2 separate regions of the Mus musculus genome follow, and region 1 is linked to region 2. Evidence: chromatin contacts called from ENCODE Hi-C data. All regions are on one chromosome and are shown on one strand. Each heading gives the region's core, a stretch centred on a gene start or an enhancer-like site at or near the end of the contact. The rest is flanking DNA. Distances are from core to core; before and after follow the strand shown.

Evidence for each region. Hi-C counts contacts between places; a loop is a spot of excess contacts on that map.
Region 1: a loop to region 2 is called in a map of T-helper 1 cell, with 32 times the contacts of the local background. The contact joins the enhancer-like site here to the promoter of Mob3c in region 2. A Hi-C loop is called at or near these places in 2 of 37 maps with a recorded cell type or tissue (T-helper 1 cell and regulatory T cell).

The regions. Positions count from the first base shown.
Region 1 is chr4:137,368,780-137,372,143 of GRCm38, forward strand. No RefSeq gene overlaps it. Among named protein-coding and RNA genes, the nearest start is that of Cdc42, 13 kb to the left of the region's middle. Within about 2 kb of position 1,697, at least 1 of the 3 ENCODE cell types and tissues checked has a DNase peak (open chromatin) inside an H3K27ac peak, as active enhancers do.
Region 2 is chr4:115,826,455-115,830,085 of GRCm38, forward strand. It overlaps Mob3c (MOB kinase activator 3C), which reads left to right and starts at 1,626. Exons shown (of 4, transcript NM_175308.5): 1 at 1,626-1,787.

The DNA of each region.
Region 1 (3,364 bases), core at 447-2,946, about 22 Mb after region 2:
CAGAACCCATATGGCAGTTCACAATCACCTATAACCTGTAACTCCAATTTCCAGGGGATCAAACTTTTGCTTCTGGGATCCATGGGTATCATACACACTTGAAGTGCACACATATACTTGTAGGTTAGAGACACACACATGAATTTTAAATAGCAATAATAAAAGGATCTGGGTGCTGCTCAGTGGCACAATGCTTGCCTAGCATGCAAGAAACCCAGGATTCAGTCACCAGGAAGGGATAAAGGGAGCCAGGCATGGCAGTAAACACCCGTACTCCCAGCCCTTTGGAAGCTGAAGCAGAATCATAAACTCTAAGCCAGCCGGCACATTAGGGTGTGAGCCAGTCAAAAGAAAAGGAGAGAAAGTGGGGAGAAGGGGAAAAGAAAGCTGGAGGTGCTGCTGGCACCCGTAATCCTAGGACAAGGCCAAAGGATAAGGACTTCAAGGTCACCTATGACTACATAGCAAGTTCAAGACCACCATGAGGCTATTATGAGACTGTCTCAAAAACAAAAACAGAGGAGCCAGCAAGGTGTTTCCCTGGAAAAGGTGCTTGCCACCAGCACATGCCTTTGATCCCAGTACTCAGTACTTAGGATGCAGAAGCAAGAGGACTCTGCGAGTCTGTGGCCAGCCTGATCTACAAAGAGAGTCCAGGACAGCCAGGGCTCTGTTACACAGAGAAGCCATGTCTTAAATAACCACCCTCCTCTAAAAAAAAAAAGTGGGGGTGTTAGCTGTACAAACGTGCAACCTAAATTCAATCCCTAGGACCTCTGTAGAGGTGACAGGAAAGAGCCAACTCCACCAAGTTGTCTTCTGACCTCTGCACATGTGCTCACATACTAATCATAAATAAAAATTAAAGCTAAGAGCTGGGCGTGGTGGCTCATGCCTTTAATCCCAGCACTTGGGAGGCAGAGGCAGGCAGATTTCTGAGTTCGATGCCAGCCTGGTCTACAAAGTGAGTTCCAGGACAGCCAGGGCTACACAGAGAAACCCTGTCTCAAAAAACAAACAAACAAACAAACAAAAAATTAAAGCTAAAAAGTGAGATGGGAAGATGGGTCGGTGGGTAAAGTGCTTTCAAGCAAGCATGAGGACCTGAGTTTGGACCCCTGGCACCCAGGTAAAGACAGTCGCAGCAATGCCTCTTTGTAATCCCATCATTTTATGGCCAGGGGGGATCAGGAGACAGGGAAATCTCTGGAAGTCCTTGTGCCCACTACCCTGTCATACGCAGCAGAAAGTCAATAAGATGTTCTGCCTCAAATAGCGTGGAAAGCAAGGAAAGAGATTCTTTACAGAAGCATAATGCATGAGGAGCACATGCCAAGAAAGAAATCTTAGCATAGTAACACAAGCCATAGTCCCGACTTCTTAGAAGGCGGGGGCAGGAAAAGCTGGCGCTGGATCTCGAGCTTGGGAGTTAGAGGCTAGTACGAGCATCCTAGTGAAATTCCAGCTATTAAAAAAAGAGAGCGAGAGAATGAATAGATGAACAAGGAGTCGGGCCGGGCCGCAGAGTCCGTGGGAGATAAAGGGGCGGCGGCGGGAGCGGGGAAAGGGGGGGGGGCGGGGAGAAAGTCCACTACGTGCATGGCAGAGGGCAGAAAGAGAATGTGAGCTGAAGTAAGACCATTGTCCAGCGCCTTGTGCTGAGCTGCCCATGGAAACCGATTACACGTGACACTTCCGGGAAGGCCATCCGCGATCACAGTCCCAGCCCCATCACGGTGGACTTCCTTAAGGCCCCTCCCCTGCGACCTCTGGAGCCGGACTCCTCCCAGGCAGGCAGCGGGGACCTGGTATCCACCTATGCGCAGGAAAGCACCCCCCAGCAAGTTGTTGGAGGAAGTGTGTCACTGGGGGTGGCTGTAGGTTTCTTTCTCTGCCTAATGCCTGTGGATCAGGAATGTAGCTCTCCCTTACTTCTCTTCCACCATGCCTGTCCACCTGCCTAACTCTCTAAAGCTGTAAGCAAGGCCCCAATTAAACGATTCTCCTGCCTGGGCCTCCCAAATCCTGAGATTATATATGTATGCATTACCACCACGCTTGACTCAAATCTATTTCCTCTTTTTAAAAAAGCAAGCTCTGCTTTGGTTCTGTGGCACACACCTCTAATCCCAGCACTCTCTAGGAAAAGGAGGCAGATCTCTGAGTTCAGAGCTAGCCTGGTCTACATAGTGGTCCCTGTCTCAGAAAAAAACAAAAAACACCACCACCAACAAATTAAAAATGAAATCGCCGGGCATGGTGGCGCACACCTTTAATTCCAGCACTCGGGAGGCAGAGGCAGGCAGATTTCTGAGTTTGAGGCCAGCCTGGTCTATAAAGTGAGTTCCAGGACAGCCAGGGCTATACAGAGAAACCCTGTCTTGAAAACAAAACAAAACAAAACAAAACAAAACAAAAATGAACTTTGGGTTGGGGTATGGCTCAGCATCAGAAGAAGTCTTACCTAGAATTCAGGAGCCCTAACTTCAGTCCCTAATAACACACACACACACACACACACACACACACACACACACACACACACGCACACGCACACGCACACGCACACACGCGCACATACACCAAATCTGAGATCTAGCTATCCTCCATCATCCCCTCCAGTGTCCATTTTGAATTTTCTCTCCACTAAGCCAGAAGTTCTTAACCAGTATTTTTCTTTTCATGAGTGTTTGTGTGGTGTTCAGGTGTTCATAGATGCATGTTTTTGCATGTGGGTGGATGCACATACACATGTGTATGTGTGCATGTTGTCTTGGGAGGGTTGATGTCAGGAATCACCATCCAGGGCTCTCCCATCTTATTGATCCAGGTAGGGTCTCTCCCTCAAACCCAGAGCTCACCAATAAGGCTTGTCTCTGCTGCCTGTGGTCTCTGCCTTATGAGACTGGAATTACAAGCAGGCTCCCATGCCCACCTGGCATTTACATGGGCTGTGGAATCTAAGCTCCAATTCTCATGATTGCCTGACAAGGACTTCACAGCTGAGTCACCCTCTTAGCCCCATCCAGGGGTGACTTTATATGAGTCATATCCCCAGCCCAAAGTTGACAACACTGGAGACATGATAGGTTGTTATGTGTGGAAGGATGTTATTAGCATGTGATGGGTATGGGTGAAGGATGCACTGTACACGCTCCCAAGCACAGGACAAACCCCCATACCAATCAAACCTTTTCCAAAATGCCAACAGTGCTGGGGTTGGAAACATATTCCCCAGCACAACCCACTCTAGAGAAGCCTTTCTGCCCCGCTGGCTGCCATGACTTTTGGACCTGAAGATCCCCTGCAAGCTTGGCTTCCTTCAAGCTGGCTTTCTGCTTGGGAGTGGGAGGAACTCATCCCG
Region 2 (3,631 bases), core at 376-2,875:
CTCAGGACCTCTGGAAGAGCAGTCAGTGCTCTTAACGGCTGAGCCATCTATCCAACCCCTAACCTAAAATTCTTAAGGATCTAAGTGTGTTCTCATGTGGTTGAGAAAGCAGACCCAGAGCCAGGGAATCCAATGGAGCAGTTGTGTCTCAGTATAAAGCCTCAGGCTCCAATGTCTCCGCAGTCACTCCTTCTCGCTTTCATGTCCTCCGGGATGTCTTCGGCAGCCCAGCTGCCTGCCTTGGCCTTCTGTGGTACTTACTTTTTATGCTGTAACAAAATACTAAGGAAAAGCTTTTTGTTTTGGCTCACAGTTTGAGAGTGCAGTCCACCATGGTAGGGAAAGTATGTCAAGACAGGCTCTAAGCTGTGACAGCAAGAGTCTGGAACAGTGGTGAAGAAATGGAGGTGGATGGACACCTGTGCTCTATTGGCTCCCCCACCCTCACCCACCTTTCTGTTAGTTTAGTTCAGGATGGCAGGAGACACATTCAAGGAGAGCCAGTCCTCCTCAGTTAAACAACCCCTTGGGAATACACACTCCCAGAGAGGCGACTCCTTGGTAGTTCCGAAGCTAGTGAAGCTAACAATGAAGGTTAACCATAGCACTCACCTAGTAGAACTCTGTCTTCAACCTCCTCACCCTAGGCAGATCCTGCAGACAGGTTCCTGGGGCCAAGCCATGGTATGCATTGAGCACTGATGTGGGATAGCAGCCTGTTTCCAGGGGAGGAATCTAGGTAGAAGAGTGGGTAGTGTAGATCAAGTATGCAAAGGTTTGGAGCCAGATGGAACAGGCTGGGAGAGAAGCCATTCTAAAGAACAACAGAGACAAAGGAAGATAGGAAATGGGTAACTTTGGATGGTGTGAGAGTCTACAGAACCAGAACCAGGTGCAAGGAAGGCGAGGTCTTCTTTGAACATTCTTTGGGAATGTTTCTGTCTGGACTGACCCAGTCCACGGCTCCCATACGTGTGCTATTCATTTAAGTGTTTGGTTGTTTTGGTTTGGTTTGGTTTGGTTTTGGTTTTGGTGTTTTGTTTTGTTTTGTTTTGTTTTGTTTTGTTTTGTTTTGTTTTTAAGAGAGAGAGAGACCATCTTACCACCTAGCCCTGGCTAGCCTGGCTGGCTAGCAGCCTGGAACTCAAAGATTTGCCTGCCTCTACCTCGCTAGTGTTGAAATTAAAGACATGCGCCATCCACCAGCAGCAGCCTCCAGTGGTGGGTTTTGAGTTGCTCTGTATGGCAGTGGACTGAAGCTGAACACATTGGCTGCTAGGAACTTTTATTGAATTCAAAGACAAGTGAAGCTCAGATAACTGCAGGAGGGCTAGGAAACCATTCAAACCACAGCGGTTTTTCTTTCTGCTTCAGGCGGAAGCTAAACTTGTTCCCATTCTACAGCCTATGAATCTGAGGCTATCTCCTTAGGGAAGATCCAGGCGGTCCTTTGGGGCGGCTCCTCAGTTAGTCCTTTGCCCTCGGGGAGACAGCGAGCCCGATCGGACTTCCCACTTCCCGGAAAGGCTAAAGAGAAGAGTAAGTATCCTGGGACGGGGGAGTCCCTTTCCCCGCCCCTCCCCGCCCCGTGGCCGCGGCGTGGCTGAGCCTGGGGCGGAGCTGGCGTCTCCTCGAGCACTGGCGGCGGGACGGCGGCCGCGGCCCAGATCAGACTGGTGGGTAGACGCTGAGACCCGCACGGCGGGATCACAGGCCGGAGGACGACCGGCGCGTTGCGGTGTGGCCGCAGGGACAGAGACCCGGAGCTGTCCACTCAGGCGGAGCGGGTGAGTGAGCGCCGCGTCTCCGCGCCCCCCAGGGCCCAGTCTTGCTTCCACTTTTAGTTCTTCTTGGTCCTCGCGTGGCACCTTCTGGAAGCGACTCCGGCCCAAAAGCAGGCTGGCCACAGTCCTCAGCCCAGGGTCCGAGGCTCTCAGTGTCCGAAGTCCGGGGTGGGGGTGGCGGTAGCTGGCGGTGGTGGGGGGCGTGTCTTCAGGAGCGGAAATGTCAGGCTGGCTCCTCTGGGTCCTAGGACCTGTTTGGCCCTAACAGCTGAAGCTAAGGGGAGGTTCTTAGGAGCTCGCGGGAGGTAGGGGCGGGTCTGGCTGGACAGCGCTGCGTCTGTCGCTCCCTCTTTCTCTGAGAATCTCAAACTTAGATCTTGTCCCGCAGGGCGTGCTAGGCTAGATTCTGAGTTCAAACTGGGACCATCTTCTGGCTGATTCTAAGCCAGACTAAGGAAGGAGCAGGTGTGTCCCTGGCAGGGGACGAGGTAAGACAAACAGGCAGTGTCAGTCAGCCTGTGCTCTTCATCTAGGAAGATTAAATGCTTGGTCACGGAGTAAGCAAACCACTGACCACCTACCTAGTAATTAAAGTGGGGGGTCCACAGGGAAGAGGAAGAGAGGCTCCGTGTGAGGCTGGGAGAGGATAGTGCTAACAGACGGGATGCCCTCTTAGCTTACCTTCCGTACTCACCTCCAAGTTTACTCTTTCTAGGAAAAGTCCTGGGGCCTAAAGTTCTATACTAAGGAGGTGGGGCCTCTCTACTCCCTTCCTTCACAATTATCTATATCAGGCCAGTGGCCAGACAGCAGGAAAGGGACACTTTGTACCTTGTCATAGGCTGAGTCCCTTTTTATACCAGTCCCCTACTTCTAACTTGCTGTGCAAATTCAGGCTCCTCAAATCCTCCTCCTAGGCCTCAGTTTCGCCATCTGTTCATGTGGGACGTACCACTTGACCTCTCAGCTATCCCAACGTGTGTGTGTATGTGTGTGTGTGTGTGTGTGTGTGTGTGTGTGTGTGTGGTGCTGTGGGTATATGAAGATGGGCATGCAGAGATGGAGGCCCAGAGCTGATATCAGTTCTTTCCCCCTCACTTTTCATTTATTGAGAGGCAAGATTTACTTTCAAAACTTAATTACATTTATTTATGTGTGTCCACACACTTGCTCATGCATGCACGTATGAGCTCGGGAACACACACATTTATGTGCGCATTACAGTGCACATGTGGAGGTCAGAGACAGTTTGTGGGAGTGCTCTCCTTCCACCATGTTGGTCCCAAGAATCAAACTCAGGCAAGTTTACCCACTGAGACATCTCCCCAGCCAACTCTAAGACTCTAGAGTCTAAGCTAAAGCCTAGCCACCAACTTAAGTCCTGACGGAGAGGGGTAGGAACAAGCAGTCAGAGAAGCCACACACAAGGTTGGGATCTGGAGGAAGCTGCCAAAGAAGGGATCATTCGGTCAGATAGAAAGAGAAAACAGAAACTGACCAGCAAAAGACACACAGGCAGGACAGTGAGGACATGTTTAGGGATCAAGAAGAATCCCAGGGTGGCTGCTGGAGGCCGGTGGGTCAGGAAAGGTAGGCTGTGGAATTGAAAGGCAGAGTGAGAGAATCTGTAACAATCAATCAGTAATGGGGAGGCCAAAGGAAAGCGGAGGCCTCAGAAATGCCTTATCCCCTCCCTTTCTTCCCCAGTCCTGCCCCAGCAGTTATCAATGAAAAAGGAAACTTGCTTCAAAGTTGAGTCAGAGGCAGTCAGAGGTAAGGATAAGCTTTCTCTGCCACTGTCTCAAGCCTCATTCAGTGTGAGGCTCAGGGCTCAGACTAACCAGGGC